7 separate regions of the Homo sapiens genome follow, and regions 1, 2, 3, 4, 6 and 7 are each linked to region 5. A link is a contact called in ENCODE Hi-C or POLR2A ChIA-PET data. All regions are on one chromosome and are shown on one strand. The core of a region is the stretch at or near the end of the contact, and the rest is flanking DNA. Distances in the headings are between cores, read along the strand shown.

Region 1 (2,700 bases), core at 173-2,672, 1.2 Mb after region 5:
GTACTGAAATGAACAGTGCAGAATCACAAATCTAACAATGCAGTTGATTAAAATTACTCTAAAAGCAAGACGACCGTTTCATATTTCTTTCAAATAACTCAAGATAAGTGCTTAGTCATAGTCAAGTTTGTGGATTGGGTTACTCTTAAGGGAGTTGAGACCTTACTAAATAGCAGCTGGTCAATCGGTTAATCTGTAATTCGATGCACTTGGTAATACTAAACTCAAAGATAAGTTTTAGTGTTACAGTAGAATAAAGTGCAAAATTTTTAAGTAATAATGGATGAAATATTTATTTGAAATGCTTTCAAAACAATTCCATTCTAAAGAAAGAGGCCTAAAGGCTCCTGCACTTGTAAATAATTCTCCATGGCCAGCATAAAGCGGGTTCTATCACATCATATAGAAAAAAAAACCCCTGCGCTTTAAGTGACCCGAAATTCTGACACTGCTTTTTAGACTGCACAGTGGAGGAGACGGTATTGTTCTATGAAACGGATACATTCTACTGTCACGCTCTAAAGGAAAAATGCATGTCCCTAAAACCCAAACGTGAAGTTTCCATTAAAAGTGAATCAAAGCAGGTAGACGTCCTATTTCTTTAAAAGCCAGATACCTAGAGTTAAGTTATACACAGTTAAGGCTCCTACAAGTCACACCACTCTGACGATGGTATCTGCTCAACGACTCCAAGTCATGGCAAAACAACGCTAAGAAATATTCAGATGGAGCAGGCGGCTATGTGCAGAAAGCCGGCGCCCGCACACGGTTAGCCAGGACCGACCGGTAGCTAGTGACGCCAGACACGGTGGAGAAAGGATGGGAGCCAAGAACCGGGCGGCCTCAGACCACCACCGCAGCTCTCCCTCCCGACCACAACAAAAGCCAGACACCGACACACGCCCACGCTCACGACAGCCAAGGGACCCCCATTCACAACCCCGCCGCCACCCCCGCCCTGGTCCCCGGGACAGCAGGCTTAAGACCAAGAGAGGCCCCCGGCCGCAGCCTGGGCCTTGCAGCCGAGCTCCGCGCCGGCTGACGCTCGGCCGGTGCAGAGAAGGCCCAGCCCGGGGTTCGGCTCACTTATGGAGCGCCGTGAGGACGCCCGGCCAGAGGAGGCCTCGCTGAGTCGGGGGCGGGGCAGGTGAACGGAACCTGGTAGGGTCTCCCGAAGAACAGGGTCGACAACGCGATCCACCGGGCCCGAAAGAAGGCCAGGCCCAGTCACCGCCCGCCGCGGGCAGGCCCAAACCGCAGCGGTGAGGCCAGCCGGCACGCAATCCGGTAGCCACGACCCTTTCCAGTTCAGTGGGCGGCTACTCACGGTGTTCGGTGTTAAGGAGACGGCCGGCGGGAGGCTGACGAGAGCCGGGAGGCGTTAGCGAAGGAAGAGAAAAACCGAAGACGAAGCCACTACAGCGTCGCAGCGCGGCGCGGCGTCTGCTTTATAGGAGAGGGCGCAGGCGCCGAGGACCCCGGGGCGCGCGGCGTCACATCGCGGCTGGGCTGGCCGCCGAGATCGCCTGACGGCAGGCCGAGAACGGCTGGGCGGGCCCAGGCCGGGAGGCGGCAAGGAGCTGCCGGGGGCGGCTGGCCGGGGGATCGGGGGGCCGGAAGAGTTTTCGCCTCTCCCCAGCTCTGAAAGCGCCGCGCTGTCTCGTCAACTGGGTGCCGGACCCCGACTGGCCTAGAAAGGTCTTTCAGGCAGCGGTGCCCTAAGCCGAGTGAAAGACCCCAGTTAAAAAGCCTGGAAAAAACAAAACCGGGCGAGTGTGTGCGTCTCTGTGTGTGTTCCTGGGAACAACAGAACGGGGCGTGTGTGTGTGTGTTCACTCCTGGGGGGGGCTGCGTGTGTGTGTACGCGCGTGTGTTCATTCCTGAGGTGTATGTGCGCGCGCGGGTGTGTGTGTTCATTCCTGGGGTGGGGTGGGGTGGGGGTGGGGCGCTTGTGTGTGTGTGTTTTACTACTGAACTGATACAGCTTGTCCAGCTTCCATTCTCCACGGTAACCCTCCGAGGTGAAATAGTGTTAGCCTTTTCGCCTCTGCAGTGAGGGAACAGGTTCGGAACGGTTAAGTGGCAGAGCTAGGATTTGAACCTTACTCCACAATTAGGTGCTGTTAGCCCTTATTTCCTACTATTGACTTCTAAAGAGGCTTCCATGCCAAACATAGCCATCGTTATAGGGAAACCCCAAGTCTAGAGAGATGGCTCCATCTAGCAGTAGGTACCTACTCCTTCACTAAACATGCTTTGAGCCCGACGTGCGAGGCGTGGTGCTGGGGATTCCGCCGTGAACCAGGCAGCCAGGGCCCGGCCTGGACGTAACTCTTCTCTAGGGTGCTCCCAGGAAGGCTTTGATGAGGTCGATGGAATGAAGCCAGCTGTAAAGGAAAGGGAGTAGTCTGAAAGCCCCACCCTGTTCTGCTCGGGAACATTACTCTCCCCATCCTAGGAGACTGGGCGCCGGGCTCGCCTAGCCAACAGGCACGTGATGATATCCCTGACACCAGGAAGACAAAAGATACTTCCACACAGGGCCCCCTGAAGAAACCAGAGATGTACAGTGCCTCTGGGATGGGACTGGGCAGGAAGGCCAAGCAGCTCCTTGAGTTACCAGGTCTTTGTCTACAAGCCTATCCAGTGTCTGCCAGGTGCCACAGCTGATGACAGAAGATGAAACGCCTGCAGCTCTCA
Region 2 (2,700 bases), core at 18-2,517, 1.7 Mb after region 5:
AGACACTTAGTAATATAGAGGCTGATGTAAGAACACACAAATAAATAATACTATGTTTAATTTTTCAAGTTAAAAGGACTTCTTCACCTCATTTTGTCCACTGTACCAAACACCTTAAATTGCTGACGAATTTGGTTCTTTCAGCTAACAATGTCAAAGTTTTAGCTGTTTTAAAACAAATCTTCTTGGAAAAGCTTCAACACCTTAAAAATCAGTACAGTGGCCCACTGAGGTGGCTCATGCCTTTAATCCCAGCACTTTGGGAGGCCGAGGCGAGCAGATCACCTGAGGTCAGGAGTTGGAGACCAGACTGGCCAACATAGAGAAATCCCATCTCTACTAAAAATAGAAAAGTTAGACCGGATGCGGTGGCTCACGCCTATAATCCCAGCACTTTGGGAGGCCGAGGCAGGCGGATCACGAGGTCAGGAGATAAGAGACCATCCTGGCTAACACGGTGAAACCCCATCTCTACTAAAAAATACAAAAAAATTAGCGGTGCGTGGTGGCGGGCACCTGTAGTCCCAGCTACTCGGGAGGCTGAGGCAGGAGAATGGCGTGAACCCGGGAGGCGGAGCTTGCAGTAAGCCGAGATCGTGCCACTTCACTCCAGCCTGGGCGACAAGAGGGAAACTCTGTCTCAAAACAACAACAAAAATTTAAAAAATTAAAACAAAAATCAGTACAGTTTTCTCAACAGTGTATCTTTTTTCCACTTAACTGGGACTTTGGGCTACGGAAAACGTTAACCAGTACTAGTAAGGAAGCTCAATTTGCCTCTACACTAATTGGGAGCGCTGAAAACACCAGGCCGTGTCACAGCCTCTTCAGCTGTCAGTGAGACCCGCCACCTTCACCTTACCAGGTAAGGAAACTGAGGCCCAGGGGAAGGAAGGGGCTTGCCTGCAGCCACCTCGTTCTTTCCTGAAAAGACCAAGCGTCTGACAGCAGCAGTGTTCTGCCTCGAGGGCTATCAGACGGCCCCGCGGAGCATGGATGAGACCTGTCCTCCCTCGCGCCGCCTAACCCCGGGGTGAAAAACAGGCGCCCCTTCACGCAGTGCCACAGGCAGGGACTCAGAGTAGGTCTTGGCCCTAAAAGTGCGCCTTCTAGGGGATCCATAGCTGCTGCCCACCGGTCCTCCCAGAAGGAGGGGCTGTCACTCACCTGCGACTGGAGGGAACGCAATCCCCTACTTGGCGTTGGCCGTACACCAGGAGACCGAACTGCAAAGCGCGATGGCTGCCGTGGCCCCAGTTCGCATCAGCCCCTTCCGGGCCGGCGGGTGCCTCACTAGCGACAGTCCGCAGGACCGCGTCGCCGAGCGCCCTAGGTTCCGCCTCCTGGCAGTCTTGCCGCCAATTCCCCAGTTGAGCGAGGCTGCTCGCAACCCCTAACACCGCCTGGGTCTCCCAGCCGCCTGGTCTCCCCACACCCGCCCGCCCGAAGGGATTTTAGGGGCCTGCGTGCCGAGAAAGGAACACCCCATGCCTCCCTAGGGGAAATTACTTTTGGCATTTTTTTTTTTTGAGACGTTGTCTCGCTCTGTCTCCCAGGCTGGGGTGCAGTGGCACGATCTCGGCTCACTGCAGCCTCCACCCCCTGGATTCAAGAGATTCTCCTACCTCAGCCTCCCCAGTAGCGGGGACTACAGGCACCCGCCACCACTGTCCGGCTAATTTTTTTTTTTTTTGAAACGGAGCCTCGATTTTGTCGCCCAGGCTGGAGTGCAATGGCGCGATCTCAGCTCACTGTAACCTCCGCCTCCCGGGTTCAAGCGATTCTTCTACCTCAGCCTCCTGAGTAGCTGGGAGCACAGGCGCGCACCACCATGCCCGGCTAATTTTTGTATTTTTAGTAGAGACGGGGTTTCACCATGTTGGCCAGGCTGGTCTCGAACTCTTGACCTAAAGTGAACCGCCCGCCTCGGCCTCCCAAAGTGCTAGGATTACAGGCGTGAGCCACTGCGCCCGGCTAATTTTTGTATTTTTAGTAGAGACCGGGTTTCATCATGTTGGCCAGGCTGGTCTCAAACTCCCTAGCATAAGTGATCCACCTGCCTCAGCCTCCCAAAGTGCTGGGATCACCACCGCGCCCTGCCTAAAATACATTTTCAAAGTACACGTGCTTATTGAATTCATTTTTTTTTCTTTTTTTGTTATTTGTGCTTATTGAATTCACCAGTGATTTACACAATGTAGCTACGTACCAGATAATGTGTTGGATGCTGGTTATTCAGCTTTTATTCAGCTGGTTATTCAGTTGTTTTATAGACGGTCTTGGCCAGGCGCGGTGGTTCACACCTGTAATCTCAGCACTTTGGGAGGTCAAGGTGGGTGAATCACCTGAGGTTAGAGTTCAAGACCAGCCTGGCCAACATGGTGAAACCCCATCTCTACAAAAATACGAAAATTACCCAGGCATGATGGCAGGTGCCTGTAACGCCAGCTACTCGGTAGGCCGAGGCAGGAGAATTGCTTGAACCCGGGAGGTGGAGGTTGCAGTGAGCCGAGATTGCACCATTGCACTCTAGCCTGGGCGACAGAGCGAGACTCTGTCTCCGTCTCAAAAAATAAATAAATTAATTAAATTAAAAATAAATTTAAAAATTATATATATATATAGACGGTCTTGCTCTTTCTCCCAGGCTGGAGTCCAGTGGTGCTATCATAGCTCACTGCAGCCTCAATCTCTTGGGCT
Region 3 (2,700 bases), core at 148-2,647, 1.9 Mb after region 5:
TCCCATCTCAGCCTCACGGATAGCTGGAACTACCAGCACGTGCCACCACGCGTGGCTAATTTTTGTATTTTTAATAGAGATGGGGTTTTGCCATGTTGCCCAGGCAGATCTCGAACATCTGGCCTCAAGTGATCCTCCTGCCTTGTCCTCCCAAAGTGCTGTGATTACAGGTGCGGGCCACCATGCCTGGCCTGCTTAAACTATTCAGTTAAAAACAAACAAAAAAGAGGCCGGGCGCGGTGGCTCACGCCTGTAATCCCAGCACTTTAGGAGGCCGAGGCGGGCGGATCACGAGGTCAGGAGATTGAGGCCATCCTGGCTAACACTGTGAAACCCCGTCTCTACTAAACATACAAAAACAAAATTAGCCGGGCGTGGTGGCGGGTGACTGTAGTCCCAGCTACTCGGGAGACTAAGGCAGGAGAATGGCGTGAACCCGGGAGGCGGAGCTTGCAGTGAGCCGAGATCGCGCCACTGCACTCCAGCCTGGGCGACAGAGCGAGACTCCGTCTCAAAAAAAAAAAAAAAAAAAAAAGATACAAGTGAGTATTCTTAATAGTATGTCAATTACATCTCAAAAAAGTCAAAAAAAAAAAAAAAAAAAGAATGAAAGAATACCTCCCCAAAAATGATACAAGAAAAGATTCACCTAAATCTGTTCACAGCTGTCTGCAGAGCTCCTACTGTGTGCTGAGCCTGGGGGTAAACAGGGCACGGACACGTTTGGGAGGGGATTACAGGCCGGGTTTCCACACTTTTTGGTCCAGGCAAACCCAGACGAGCCAGCTGGCTCAAGAACTTGGCAGCTGCGTGATGACTGAACAGAGGCTGCGTTCGAACCCACTACTGCAAGACTTAGGAGCCCCCGATGGGAACTGCCGTGGTTCACTGCCCCAGCCCCGCCGCTCAACTGCCCCGCCCTGGCCTACGACATCCTCCTGCCCGCATGGACTGCGCGCAGCGCCGCCAAGCGGGGAGCCCAGCTCGGTGCTAGCGCCCGCGAAGCGGAGGAGGCCGGCGCCCGAGGCTGGGCGAAGTTCCTCCTAGCGCAGCGAGGACCGGAGGGCAAGGCCAGCGCGCGCCGGGCGACCTGCGTCCCGGGCACAGACGCGACGGGCCCGCACGGGGCGGGGACCGCGCGCGCCTGCTGGGCCTACGGCTGTGGGGCGCGCAGAGTCCACCTGGCGGCCAAGGGCGCTGGCGACCGCTGAAGCTCCTGGGGGTGTTCGGGGTCCGGGCTGCGCCTGTGCCCGCGGGAAGGCTGGGCGCTTCCCACACACAGACCCCGCTCCGGGCCAGCCCCGCAGGGAGACTACCAGGGCTGGCGGTAGCTGGGCGTGGTCGGGTCGGGGGCGGCTGTGGGCGGCCGGCAGGCAGCGCGCGGGGCAGCCCTCGGCAGACGGCCAATGGCGGCGGTGCTCGGGGCGCTCGGGGCGACGCGGCGCTTGTTGGCGGCGCTGCGAGGCCAGAGCCTAGGGCTAGCGGCCATGGTGAGTGCACAGCGGCCGCGTGGGTGGGGGTCCGGGGTCGGGGGGCGGTGCGAGGCCCGGCGGCGTCGGCTGAGGGACCAGCGGGACTGGGGCGAACCCGGCGTGGGCCGAGCCTTGGAGCTCGGGCGTCGGGTCACCGCGTCCCGGGACTGACCACCTGTCCGGTGCGCCGCTCAGAGACCGGGGTGGCCGCAGCCTCCGCCACTTGCCCTTGACTTTACACTTCCGCCGAAGCCTACGAACTTGCCAACCGGAAACAAATGGGAACGAATTTTGTTCAGCAACTACAAAAGGCAGATGTGAAAAGTAGTTGCAGAACAATTCGGTGCCCGCTGCCGCTCGTTGTGCTGAGGACGAACGGCGCTGCGGGCCTGGCTCCCTATGGCGGCTCCCTGCTCGCGCTTCACTCCAAGGGGAACCCACAGAGGTTTTGGAGGAGTTATTAATAAATTGTCTTTTTTGGTGACATATTGACTTTTCTTTCCTTTTCCAAGGGGCCGTCAGTTTTCCTGCTGTAGAAATTAATATTTTGGAGTAAATGGAGGGAAAGTTTTAACATGCAGCACCACCTAGTGGAAAAGTGGTGCGTTAAACTCACCATCTCATTTTAAGTTGCATTTTAACCGCCCATTTCAGTTTGAAATGTTTTGTTTTGTTTTGTTTTTTCGACACGGAGTCTCGCTGTATCGCCGAGCCCGGAGTGGAGTGGCGCGATCTCGGCTCACTGCAACCTCCATCTCCTGGGTTCACGCTATTCTCCTGCCTCACCCTCCCGAGTAGCTGCGATTACAGGCGCGTGCCATTTCGCCCAGGTAATTTTTTATATTTTTAGTAGAGAGGGGTTTTCGCCATGTTGGCCAGGCTAGTCTCGAACTCCTGACCTCAGGTGATCTACCTGCCTCGGCCTCCCAAAGTGCTGGGATTACAGGCGCGAGCCACTGCGCCTGGCCTGAAATTCTTTAATAGAAGAATTTTTTTTTTTTTTTTTTTTTTTTTTTGAGAAGGAGAATCACGCCGTCACCCAGGCTGGAGTGCAGTGGCGCGATCTCGGCGTATTGCAAGCTCCGCCTCCCGGGTTCACGCCATTTTCCTGCCTCAGCCTCCCGAGTAGCTGGGACAACAGGCGCCCGTCGCCACGCCCGGCTAATTTTTTTGTATTTTTAGTAGAGGCGGGGTTTCACCGTGTTAGCCAGGATGGTCTCGATCTCCT
Region 4 (2,700 bases), core at 107-2,606, 1.5 Mb after region 5:
CTCCTTCATTTATTTATTTTATTTTTAGAGACAGGGTCTCACTCTGTCGCCCAGGCTGGAGTGCAGTGGTGCACTCTCAGCTCACTGCAGCTTCAAACTCTTGGTCTCAAGCAACCCTCCTGCCTCAGCATCCTGAGTAGCTGGGAGTACTGGTGCATGCCACTATGCTCGACTACCTTTTTTTTTTTTTTTTTTTTTTGAGAAGGAGTCTCGCTCTGTTGCCCGGGCTGGCATGGCACAATCTCGGCTCACTGCAATCTCCGCCTCCTGGGTTCAAGCAATTCTCCTGCCTCAGCCTCCGGAGCAGCTGGGATTACAGGTGTGCATCACCACACCCTGCTAATTGTATTTTTAGTAGAGATGGGGTTTCACCATGTTGGCCAAGCTGGTTTCAAACTCCTGACCTCAAGTTATCTGCCTGCCTTGGCCTCCCAAAGTGCTGGGATTACAGGAGTGAGCCACCATGTCCAGCCTTGGCTAATTTTTAAATTTTTTGCAGAGACAGGGTCTTGCTTTGTTGCCCAGGATGGTTTCAAACTCCTGGCTTCCAGCAACGCTCTCACCTTGGCCTCCCAAAGTGGAAAGTTTCCATCTAAGCAGTTGTCAGATAAGCCACTCACTTGTATACTGCCTGCCTCATAGAAGAGAGGAGTTTGGCGTTTGAAAGGTTATCTCATCCTCCCCTCTTTTTGAATTGTTTCTTTCATAGGTGCTCCCCCACCCCAAACGACAGACAGCTCACTACCTTGCAGAGCAGCCCTAGGGTGCAGGTTGCCCTTTGCTCCTTGACCCCTCCTGGGGCTCAGACTGGCTTTCTGTAGCATTGTCCTGGCACTGACCTATGGGCAGGGGCCAGCCAGTGGCAGTGGCAGCGACGAGGGCCTGCTGTTGCTCACTTGTCAAGTCCGCAGGTTTCAGGGGCTAACTTGTGAGCAAGCCAGGGGCTTTCTGGATGGAGACTCATCCCTCCAGAGGGCAGGGCTGGGTGTTGGTGTGGGCAGTATTCTGGAGGAGGGTCAGGGGGCCATCCTTGTGCCCAAGAGTTTCCCTCAGAGTGGAGGTCAAGGGGAGCTTAGAGCTGGGAACTTTGCCATCACCTAAAACCAGACTGGACTTGCCTCCAAATGACATACTTGCATTGAGTTAGCTCCCAGGCCAGGAGATGTCCAGGTTCTTGGTTTTGCCCAGTAAGGTACCACCAGGAGACCCACTGGCCCCTCTCAAAGCGGGACATAGGGGCTGGGAAGGGGCAGGAGGGGTCTGGGCGCTTGGAAGCTGCAGCCCCCACCACTCAGTAGCCGTGTGACCTTGTGCAAGTCACTTGGCCTCTCAGAGCCTGTTTCCTTGTCTGTAAGTGGAGGTCATATGGCACCTGCTTCTGAGGCTTGTTGGGGATAACAAACAAGTGACCTGTGAAGTGCCTAGCACAGAGCGAGCGCTCAGAAAGTGCCAGCCTTTGTTATTATATACAGCAAGCGGGGAAACCCGTGGGAAATCCGGGCGCCTCTGGGAAGCTGGGTGTGGTGGGTCGTCCTTCCCGGAGCGGGGGGCGGGGCGTCCCAGGCTCCGCCTCTGCCCATCGCCCCTCCTCCTCGTCCTGCTCCGAGGGGGCCGCGGAGCTTCCTTGCGGCCGGCGGGAGCTGAGTCACGGCGGCCCTGCAAGCGGTTGGCCTTATCTCCGGACTTCGCTGCTCCCGAAAGCCCTCAGCCCGCCTGCCAGGCTACACCTAACTTGCGCCAAGTTCCTCCAGCAGTTCTGGAAATACTCCCAGGGGCCCATCGGCTTGGGGTCCCAGGGAAGGAGGGAGGTCTCCTTCCTGGCTGGCTGGAGCAGTTCCAGAAAGCCCGAGCTTGTGGGCCCCTGGCGGCACGGTGCCTATCTTTCCACCGTTAGCTAAATTTTCCTTGGGGGTAAGGATTGTTTCTCCAGATCTGTCTCAAAATGCACATTCCCCAGGGGTGGAGTGCCACCCGACGCTTTGAAGAGGAAACCAGAAGACTGGAGAACTGGGGCGGATAGATCTTAGGAGCCAAGATGGGGAGAGGGGCTGATGGGGCCGCAGGGATTTGGCAGCCGCCTAAGCTCCCTCAGGCCCCGCCTGCACCTTTCCCAGCCCCCAGGACTCTAGGGGAAGTGGTGGGTGGGGGAGGGGGAAACAGAGCTGACAGATTCTGTAAACAGAGCCGGTTTGGGCCTCGGCCAAGGACGGGGTGTCCTGGCCCAGCCTGGGTGTGAGGCCCATCCGCGGCTCTCCAGGACACCCCGCCCTGCCCGGCTGCCCCGGGGGTGCCCGGCCCAGAGCCAGCTGTAGCCAGGATGTGTCTGACTTGGGATGTGGCCAATTCCCTAGTGGGGAATGTGCCTGGGATTGGGGCGAGGGGTGGGGGTAGCAAAGGAGGGAGCTTCTAAGAACTGTCATTGATCATTCATTCACCCAGTGCCCGGCTCAGCGAAGAGGGCAGCCTCTGGTCCCCGCCTGTGGGAGGTGCCGGTGCTGGATTGTCGCCCCACCCCCGTCTCCATCTCCAATCCTGTCTCTTGCTCTTCTGCTGCCTGAGGCAGAGTCCCCGCGGGGTAGGGAAGCTGAGAGTGGGGCCTCAGGTTCCGAGAGCTCTTCATTGGCCAGGCCTGTCCCCTTGGCTTGTTGCCAAATGTGGTGTTCCATGGCCTCACGATGGCAATTCAGAGATGCAGGAATG
Region 5 (2,700 bases), core at 58-2,557:
GTCAATGGAAAAGTGACTGGCCTTAGTATAAAATTTCCATGTGGCCAGCAGGGAAGAAACCGCATAATTCTGAATTACAACTGACAAAACTACGAGAACCCTAAATCGAACTCTTCGCCTTGAACTCCATATACAAACATTTCAGATTCGTACTTCCACTTCCTGAAAATAATACTGTTTGTAAACGAAAAGGCAATAAGGTTACTCCCAAAACTCCTGTACTCCATGATCCATCCTCAAAGAGTGGAAGGAACAGCAAAGTAGAAGGAACAAAGCACTGACGTCAATTACGAGATTAACCCCAAGCACAGGCAGCTGGAGGAAAGGCCTAAACATCAATATCCACGCACAAGCTACTGGGATAACTAGGTAACAGACCGATTCAGAAGTTGTAGGGGAGGGTATTCGAGTATTATACCCCCACGTTCCCATTTTTAGTCAATCCCCTTCGCAAGTCGAAGGCGGAAATTTTTCCTTCTTTTTTTTTTTTTTTTGCGGGGGTGGGGGTGTGGGAGAGGTGCGCAGGATCGCGAGAAGGAAAGCGAGAACTAGCTGGGTAATGTTAGCCAGAATCTGGGCCTATTTTCTCTTTAATTAGACATAATTTGAAATTGAGGAGGATATGAAAAAGTAACAAATCAGCCGATGGAACGTCTGAGGAAAGAAAGAGGAAAGGAGAAACACTAAACGGATGGATTTCTGGGAATTTTTGTTAGGATTGGGTTAGCTTTTTTTATTTTCTTATCTTTGCGGGAAGGTGGTGGGGTGGGACGCGCAGATGAGAGGAGGGGTGACGCCTGATTGAGCAGCCCCAGCCCGGAGGGTCTCCCCGAGGCTCCCCGCAGAACTTGCGGGCCCCCACCCCCACCCGGCCCCGGCCACAACCCCCGCGGCCCGGCCCGGCCCTGGGTCAGTCTGTCGGCCCTTCTTACCTCCAGTCCCGGCTCCGCTAGGCCCGAACCATCTCCTGGCTGCGGCAGTGGCGGCGCCGGGCCTGCACCTTCACCGGACGCGCATTCGAGCCCGCCCAGGGGGCGGTGACAGGCTGCCAAGGGCGAGGGGCTCCGGGAGGCGGCGGGGGTTCCGGAGGCCTCGACAAACGAAGGCGGCGTCGGCGGCGGCGGCAGCGATGCGCCTCACACGGAACAGGCGTAGGCCCCGCACCGCTCCATGACGGTCGGGCCCGGGCTGGGACAGCTGACTGAGGCGGCGGGGGCGGGTTAACGAAGACCTGGCACCAGGATCCCCGCCCCGTCCGCTGGCGGCGGCGACGGCAGCTGGACTCCTGCAGCCAGGGCTGTGACTGACGCAGCGGCCGTGCCACCATGTGACCAAGACCGGGCGGGTGCGGGGCGTCACGTGATGCCTCTGCGCCCCTCCCCGCTGGGGGAGTAGGGGGCGGGGGTCTGTGGGCCGGCTGGGCCGGGAGGCGACGCCCGGGGTGGTGACGTTCCCGGCTGTGGGGTCTGATGACCCGGGCCAGGCAAAGGACCCGCCCGAGCGGTATAGGCCTGAGCCTCTGGGCACTGCGGCCGCGTCCGGCAGGGCTGCCACGGCAGTACAGGGCCTGCACATCCGGGAGCTCACGCCCTCCTGCGCGTAGCCCGCTAGTGAGGTTCCGAAGGGCGGGGCCGGGCCGAACCGGATATGCCGGTTCTGGGGCTCAGGTGACAAACCCAGGCCTTCCGCCCCTCGCCTCTGGTGGGGATCCGGCCCAACCCGGAGCTTCCTAGACTTGCTTCCAGGTGTCGAAGCCTCGAGTCCTCAAGAGGTCCAGCAAAAAGGCAAAGGACGCAGGAGGCTGTTCGGTATTTCCAGTAAACTTACCCTAAGAAGCCAAACCGTCCCTCTTTCTTCGTCATTTAAACATCTTCTGCCACTAATGTTTTCCTTTTCATTTATTTATTGAGATAGATCTCGCTGTTGTCGCCCAGGCTGGAGTACAATGGCGGGATCTCGGCTCACTGCAACCTCCGCCTCCCGAGTTCAAGCGATTCTAGTACCTCAGCCTCCGGAGTAGCTGGGATTAAAGGGGGGAGCCACCACCTACGGCTAATTTTTGTATTTTTAATAGAGACACGGTTTCACCATGTTGGCCAGGCTGGTCTCGAACTCCTGACCTCAACCAATCCACCCGCCTGGGCCTCCCAAAGTGTTGGGATTACAGGCGTGAGCCACCGCACCCGGCCCACTAATGTTTTTCTTCAGCATATCATTCTGAACACTTCTTTCACCTCTAAACATCTACTATTTCTTTTAAGCTTCACTCTTTATATGCATTTTCTCTATAGAGCTATATAAATTAGGAAATGTCTTAATAGAAAACTCAAAACATGACAGAATAAAAAATAATTGATTCTCCCATCTCTGTCTGTTAGCTGTTTCAGTCCTGGAAGGCAATCACTTAGCATTTAATAATGTATCTTTCCCTACATATTTGTAAGTAATACATTAAAATATAGGGATACTTCTTTTTACACAAAAGGTAACACACTATATACGCTGTTCAGTCCTTTTTTTCTCACTTCAAATATCTTGGATAGGCTGGGCACAGTGGCTCAGGCCTATGATCCCAACACTTTAGGAGGCCGAGGGGGGCTGATCGCTTGAGACCAGGAGTTTGAGACCAACCCCGGCAACATGGCAAAACCCCATCCCTATGAAAAATACAAAAATTAGCCGGGCGTGGTGGTGCATGCG
Region 6 (2,700 bases), core at 155-2,654, 1.8 Mb after region 5:
CACCCATCTCAGCCCTCACAAAGTGCTGGAATTACAGGCATGAGCCACCGCGCCCAGTCATTTGTTCTGATTTTATTTTATTTATTTCTTTTATATATGTATTTTTGAGACGGAGTCTCCCTCTGTCGCCCAGGCTGGAGTGCAGTGGCATGATCTCGGCTCACTGCAATTTCTGCCTCCCAGGTTCAAGCGATTCTCCTGCCTCAGCCTCCCAAGTAGCTGGGATTACAGGTGCATGCCACCAGGTCAGGCTAATTTTTGTATTTTTAGTAGAGACGGGGTTTTGCCATATTGGCCAGGCTGGTCTCGAACTCCTGACCTCAGGTGATCCGCCTGCCTCGGCCTCCCAAAGTTAGGATTACAGACGTGAGCCACCGCTCCCGGCCTTTTTGTTTTTTTCTTTTCTTTTCCTTTTTTTTTTTTGAGACGGAGTCTCGTTCTGTCGCCCAGGCTGGAGCATCTTTAGCATGCGAGGTGGTCATGAACGACAAGGAGAAAAAACAAGGTGAAGGGGAATGGGGAGTGTTGGCAATTTAGATAGAATGTGCACGAAAGGTTTCAATGGGAAATTCTAATTTGAATAAAAACGCACAAAACGCGAGGAAAGCCTAGGAACACATCAGCCGTATACTTTGCCGTAGAGAAGTTAAGGATGAGGAACAGGCACCAAGAACAAATCCCAGCGTAAGGCTCCCTTTAAGTGCGGCTCCCAGGGTTACGTATTCCCATTGCCTACAGGCGAGGCCGCGGGTCTGTAAACAAGCGACTGCCGCTGCAACCTCCATTTTGCTTCCTGGCACCAAATCTAGGCTGACCTACTTACTGCCATCCCTTTCCCACTCCCGGTTTTCTTTTCTTTCTTTTTTTTTTTCTCGAGACAGAGTCTCGCTCTGTAGCCCAGGCTGGAGAACAGTGGCGCGATCTCGGCTCACTGCAACCTCCGCCTCCTGGGTCCAAGAGATTCTCCTGCCTCAGCCTCCCGAGTAGCTGGGATTACAGGCGCGCGCCACCCCGCCCGGCTAAGTTTTTGTATTTTTAGTAGAGACGGGTGGGGGGAGGGGGGAGGGGGTCACCATGTTGGCCAGGCTACTCTCGAAATCGTGACCTCGTGATCCGCCCGCCTCGGCCTTCCAAAGTGCTAGGATTACAGGCGTGAGCCACCACTCCCGGCCCTGGGTGCTGGTTTTCTTCACCTCCGAGTGAACAGCAGAGGGGGCTGTTGGGTGAGGGCCAGAAGAGTTGGGGAGGCACGAGGGCGTCCAGCGCTGCCCTCACTCAAGATGGCGGCCAGAGCCTCGCGCTTGGTCGCGTGGGGCGGTGCGTGAGTGCTTAGCTCACAGGCTCCGGGACCGCGCTCGGGGGCGGGTCTATAGTGGGAAGGGGACGCGCGCCCTGCGGCCCGGCCTCTAGTCATCGCCCTCGCAGCGGCGGCCAACATCACCGCCACTGCCACCCCTCCCAGACTGTGGACGGGAGGATGGAGTCGATGGCCGTCGCTACCGACGGCGGGGAGAGGCCGGGGGTCCCAGCGGGCTCAGGTCTGTCGGCTTCCCAGCGTCGGGCGGAGCTGCGTCGGAGAAAGCTGCTCATGAACTCGGAACAGCGCATCAACCGGATCATGGGCTTTCACAGGCCCGGGAGCGGCGCGGGTAAGAGCCTCGATTTCCCCTCAGTCTCCCGCCCATCACCTTGAATCTTCAGGGTCATTCTTCCCTCTCCCACCTCCACTCCTCTGACCTTTTTGACCAAGCCTTGCTCTTTGATTTCCTCTCTGTCCCGCCCCTTCGGTGATATCCCAAGTTCTCATCCCTGAACCCCAGGATGTTCCTAGTCGCTCCCCTCAATTTTCCCGGGGCCTCGCCGTGAGATTTTCCCCACCCTGCCTGCAGAGCTCTCACTCCCTCTTCCCAGTTACGTTGAACAGCCCCTTTTTTCCTTAGCCACTCCTCGCCTTTCTTGAAGGGCGCACGTTGTATCCCCAGACTGTCATGTCTACTGCTCCCCTTAGGAAGATGGCTTTCCTTCTTAAGGTTCCAAGTGCTTTTCCTTACAGTGCCTTCTCTAGCGTCTACCTTCTTTTGCCTTTTGCTGTGTAACTCCTGTCCGCCCACATCAGCCTGTCTTTACTGAACTGCCCGCTAGTTCATCCTACGTGTATCAGGGACTCTTGTGCTCATATCCTAGTGTTTGTGTTCAGTGCCGTCAACACTGTCACCTACGGGCCGGCTAGAAAAGGTGGGAAAAGTGAGAGTGAGCATTCTTCAGAGACCCAGCAAGTGCGAAGTGCACACCTGAGAGTTTCCTCTCCTCATGAGGGGATATTGTTGTGATTGATGTCTGGAGCTGCATTTCTAAGGAGAGCGCCTCCTTCCTCCCCCAAACACATGTCCAATGATTTTCTTTAAAAAAAATTTATTTCACGTGAGTATAATTGAGCAATTAGCGCGCCCTAGTGTTATCTAAGTTTCCAGTGTTTCCTTTAGTAATTGGCCTTTAGTCACTGGTCGCAAGCTCCTTATATCTTTGTGACTTTTGTTCTGTAAGGCTTTAGGTGTATAGCTCTGAACTTTTAGGCAGTTCAAATGAGAGGTAAGAAAACCATTTCAAATTCTTCTAGAACAATAGAAGAAACATTTTTCTATCGGGCTATTTATTCTTAAAGCATTATTTATGATCTTACCTGAGGTACTTTCTATATTT
Region 7 (2,700 bases), core at 139-2,638, 1.9 Mb after region 5:
TGCTTTGGCCTCCCAAAGTCCTGGGATTACAGGTGTGAATCACTCCACCTAGTTGGAATGATGTTTAGAATCATGTTATGAATCTCCGTCTGCCAAAAAAATCCTAGCTTCCCAACCAGGGAATTCCACCTGAGCTTTGTGTCCAGAGTTTTTTGTTGTTGTTGTTGTTTGTTTGTTTGAGACGGAGTCTCGTTCTGTCCCAGGCTGGAGTGCAGTGGTGCGATCTCGGCTCACAGCAACCTCCACCTCCTGGGTTCAAGCGATCCTCCTGCCTCAGCCTTCCGAGTAGCTGGGATTACAGGTGCGCACCACCATGCCCAACTAATTTTCGTATTTTTAGTAGAGAAGGGGTTTCACCATGTTAGTCAGGCTTGTTTCGAACTCCTGACCTCGTGATCTGCCCGCCTCGGCCTCCCAAAGTGCTGGGATTACAGGCGTGAGCCACCGCACCCAGGCTGTCCAGAGTTTTTATTGGTGTAGGTTTGATCAACTGTTCACATGGCTTATCTGTCTCCAGTCCCTCAGTAGTTTGAATGAATGGGCTTGCTTGTTTCGTGTGTTGTGTCCTGGCTTGTGTGTTTGTCCAGAAAAGTTGTTTCTCCTCCTTTCTTTCCTACTGGCAGGGCAGTACCTGGCTCAGGGCTGTGCTTATGGTAGAACTCAGTTCTATGAATTGTCCATCCTCAAATATCCTTCATTACATGGGGGAAAAGGGCAAGCATCCTCCTCTAGCCTCTTCCCACTGCTTAATAAAGTGTCTCCCTTTCAGTAGCTGCCCTAATTCTGGATCCTCTCCATTCTGACATCTGGAAATTCACAGGAGGAAGGAGTGAGGAAATGAATCCCTTCTAAGTGGGTTTGTGTGAGGTGACTGATATGTCAGATATCTCACAAGAAAAACATAATAGCGGTAGTTTGTTGTTCCATCCTTTCCTGTGATTATGGAATAATGAATGCGACAATTCCTGGGGCGTGGTGGCTTACGCCTGTAATCTGCGTGGATCATAGGATGTCCCATAAAATAAAGCTTTTCATTATCACATGATCCTGGGCATGAAGAGTCCCAACTCCCCTGACTATCATTTATTTGTCCTGTATCTAAGAAATGGGGTCAGCAGGAGTTCCAGCATCTCAGAATTGTGGTGAAAACCAATACAAGTAAGGAAGTTATTAATTCCCCATTTGGTGGGTTCCTCAACCCCAGCCACTGGGGACGGTCCACGCCGGATCACCAGCAGCTCAGGCTTAAGGCCACGACGCGCAAGCGCAGCCTGCCAGCCTGGCTCCCTCCCAAAGCTTGCGTGCAGGTTGGCGGCGGGAGATCGGGTCTCGCGATGCGAGTGAGCGTGTGCGTGCGCGGCCCTCGCGAGCTCGCGCACGCCGCCTCTAACACTACAGGGTGGTAGCGGCCTCTTCGTACTGCGTCCGGGGCAGGACCGTGCGCGGCGGCCGCGGCGGGTGCTGGGAGCCAGCGCCTGCCTCGCCGCCGCCCTCGCTGCCTGCCACTCCGTCTTGGCCCGTTCTCCGCACCGTGCAGAGGCGGCGGGCTGGGGAGGGAGCGGCGCCAGCACGAGGTTCCCAGCCGCTGGGAAGCCCCTAGACGCGCCGAGGGGCCGGGCTACGAGCGGCTGAGGTAGGTAGGGGTGCGCGGGCTGGTCAGCCGGCCGGGAGCGGGGTAGGGCGGCGGCGAGAACGGGCGCCTCGCTGACCGGGGAGAAGAGGCCTCCTGCCAAGGGGCCCTAGTGTAGCCGGAGTGAGAGGAGGGGCCCCGGACGTAGCCTGCTCTTCCCCGGTGTGGAGCCATTACGGGGGGACATTCCTCCTGCGGCGGGGGGAGGGAGCCCCCTTTCTTTTCTTTGAGAGGTCAGAATCCGCAGTCCGCCCTTCGCCTTTAAATAAAAGCCTGCCGGCTCGAGATCGGCGTCGCGATGGAGTGCCCGTGGACTTCTACGCTTGCGGAACTCCGAGTGGACGGATAGCGGCTTATGAATTTTGCTTTTTAGAGGGTACACAACCCTTTCTCTAGGGTGGCGTGCATCTTCTGCAAACTTGTTATTGCCAATACGCTAATAGTCGCTTTCAGCACACAACAGGTAATACATTCTAAACGCCTCGTGTCAAAATAAGGAGAGTCCTTATTTGTGCACCGTGGGGCACAGTTAAGGAGCAGGAAGAAGACAAAGGAGGCCGTTATTTATGTGCCGTCCTATTATCAAAACTTTCCGTGGTGGGGCAGGGTGCGTGGCTATTGGCCTCTGCTGAATGGACTTTCAGAGTGATTGAGGTGAGTTGCAAATCTTCATTTAGAATTATGAAACGTATATGATTATACATAATAGTTAGTCAAATGACCTGAAATAAATCTCTGAGAATTACGTGATCTTTGATCTTTGGAGAACAGAACTTGGGTTTCTTGAAAGGAAGCTTTCTCCATGTTTAGAAAGCTTCAGGGATGCTTTGTGAAGTTACTAAAAATAGTTACATTTCTTTATGTTGGCAGTAATGACTGCCACATTCAAGAGAAGAGAAAGGAATTGTTCTATAAAGAACGGCTCATTTTAGGGGTTAAACTTTAGGAGTTAAACACAATAAAACAACTTCAAGGATGGTAAGTTTTAGCTTATGCTTTAAGTATTCGAATTTAGTCACAGTCCAAATATATAGAAGCTCTTAGTTGACTCCTGTACATTCAGGGAACTA

Evidence for each region. A loop is a pair of places that touch in the nucleus more often than their neighbours do. ChIA-PET counts read pairs that join two places held with the same protein, here RNA polymerase II (POLR2A). Pooled maps may share reads with other maps.
Region 1: a loop to region 5 is called in a pooled map, with 6 times the contacts of the local background. The contact joins the promoter of SKP1 here to the promoter of AFF4 in region 5. A Hi-C loop is called at or near these places in 1 of 37 single-sample maps with no recorded cell type and 6 of 50 pooled maps. POLR2A ChIA-PET finds 5 or more read pairs at or near these places in 1 of 52 experiments (CD4-positive, alpha-beta T cell).
Region 2: a pooled map shows a loop between it and region 5 (9-fold over the local background). The contact joins the promoter of SAR1B here to the promoter of AFF4 in region 5. A Hi-C loop is called at or near these places in 6 of 50 pooled maps. POLR2A ChIA-PET finds 5 or more read pairs at or near these places in 2 of 52 experiments (MCF 10A and activated T-cell).
Region 3: a map of CD8-positive, alpha-beta T cell shows a loop between it and region 5 (12-fold over the local background). The contact joins the promoter of PCBD2 here to the promoter of AFF4 in region 5. A Hi-C loop is called at or near these places in 1 of 168 maps with a recorded cell type or tissue (CD8-positive, alpha-beta T cell), 1 of 37 single-sample maps with no recorded cell type and 9 of 50 pooled maps. POLR2A ChIA-PET finds 5 or more read pairs at or near these places in 1 of 52 experiments (activated CD4-positive, alpha-beta T cell).
Region 4: a pooled map shows a loop between it and region 5 (7-fold over the local background). The contact joins the enhancer-like site here to the promoter of AFF4 in region 5. A Hi-C loop is called at or near these places in 3 of 50 pooled maps. POLR2A ChIA-PET finds 5 or more read pairs at or near these places in 2 of 52 experiments (HEK293 and activated naive CD4-positive, alpha-beta T cell).
Region 6: a pooled map shows a loop between it and region 5 (17-fold over the local background). The contact joins the promoter of CAMLG here to the promoter of AFF4 in region 5. A Hi-C loop is called at or near these places in 9 of 50 pooled maps. POLR2A ChIA-PET finds 5 or more read pairs at or near these places in 2 of 52 experiments (CD4-positive, alpha-beta T cell and activated B cell).
Region 7: a loop to region 5 is called in a map of CD8-positive, alpha-beta T cell, with 20 times the contacts of the local background. The contact joins the promoter of C5orf24 here to the promoter of AFF4 in region 5. A Hi-C loop is called at or near these places in 1 of 168 maps with a recorded cell type or tissue (CD8-positive, alpha-beta T cell) and 7 of 50 pooled maps. POLR2A ChIA-PET finds 5 or more read pairs at or near these places in 2 of 52 experiments (T-cell and activated T-cell).

What each region holds. Positions count from the first base shown.
Region 1 is chr5:134,175,528-134,178,227 of GRCh38, forward strand. SKP1 (S-phase kinase associated protein 1) reads right to left here and starts at 1,423. Exons shown (of 6, transcript NM_170679.3): 1 at 1,328-1,423. RefSeq lists enhancers at 804-1,083, 1,174-1,423, 2,327-2,700 and a silencer at 1,574-1,653.
Region 2 is chr5:134,631,561-134,634,260 of GRCh38, forward strand. It overlaps SAR1B (secretion associated Ras related GTPase 1B), which reads right to left and starts at 1,268. Exons shown (of 7, transcript NM_016103.4): 1 at 1,168-1,268. RefSeq lists silencers at 980-1,089, 1,140-1,189 and an enhancer at 1,163-1,719.
Region 3 is chr5:134,903,734-134,906,433 of GRCh38, forward strand. PCBD2 (pterin-4 alpha-carbinolamine dehydratase 2) reads left to right here and starts at 1,398. Exons shown (of 4, transcript NM_032151.5): 1 at 1,398-1,490. The coding sequence starts at 1,407. RefSeq lists a silencer at 954-1,713 and enhancers at 1,311-1,895, 1,896-2,481.
Region 4 is chr5:134,464,340-134,467,039 of GRCh38, forward strand. No RefSeq gene overlaps it. Among named protein-coding and RNA genes, the nearest start is that of LINC02999, 31 kb to the left of the region's middle. Within about 2 kb of position 1,357, at least 37 of the 41 ENCODE cell types and tissues checked have a DNase peak (open chromatin) inside an H3K27ac peak, as active enhancers do.
Region 5 is chr5:132,962,327-132,965,026 of GRCh38, forward strand. It overlaps AFF4 (ALF transcription elongation factor 4), which reads right to left and starts at 1,308. Exons shown (of 21, transcript NM_014423.4): 1 at 933-1,308. It overlaps AFF4-DT (AFF4 divergent transcript), which reads left to right and starts at 1,486. Exons shown (of 2, transcript NR_186175.1): 1 at 1,486-1,808; 2 at 1,915-2,364. RefSeq lists a silencer at 763-1,602.
Region 6 is chr5:134,737,144-134,739,843 of GRCh38, forward strand. It overlaps CAMLG (calcium modulating ligand), which reads left to right and starts at 1,405. Exons shown (of 4, transcript NM_001745.4): 1 at 1,405-1,649. The coding sequence starts at 1,478. RefSeq lists an enhancer at 993-1,042.
Region 7 is chr5:134,844,580-134,847,279 of GRCh38, forward strand. It overlaps C5orf24 (chromosome 5 open reading frame 24), which reads left to right and starts at 1,389. Exons shown (of 2, transcript NM_001135586.1): 1 at 1,389-1,633. RefSeq lists an enhancer at 1,100-1,835 and silencers at 1,355-1,734, 1,765-1,814.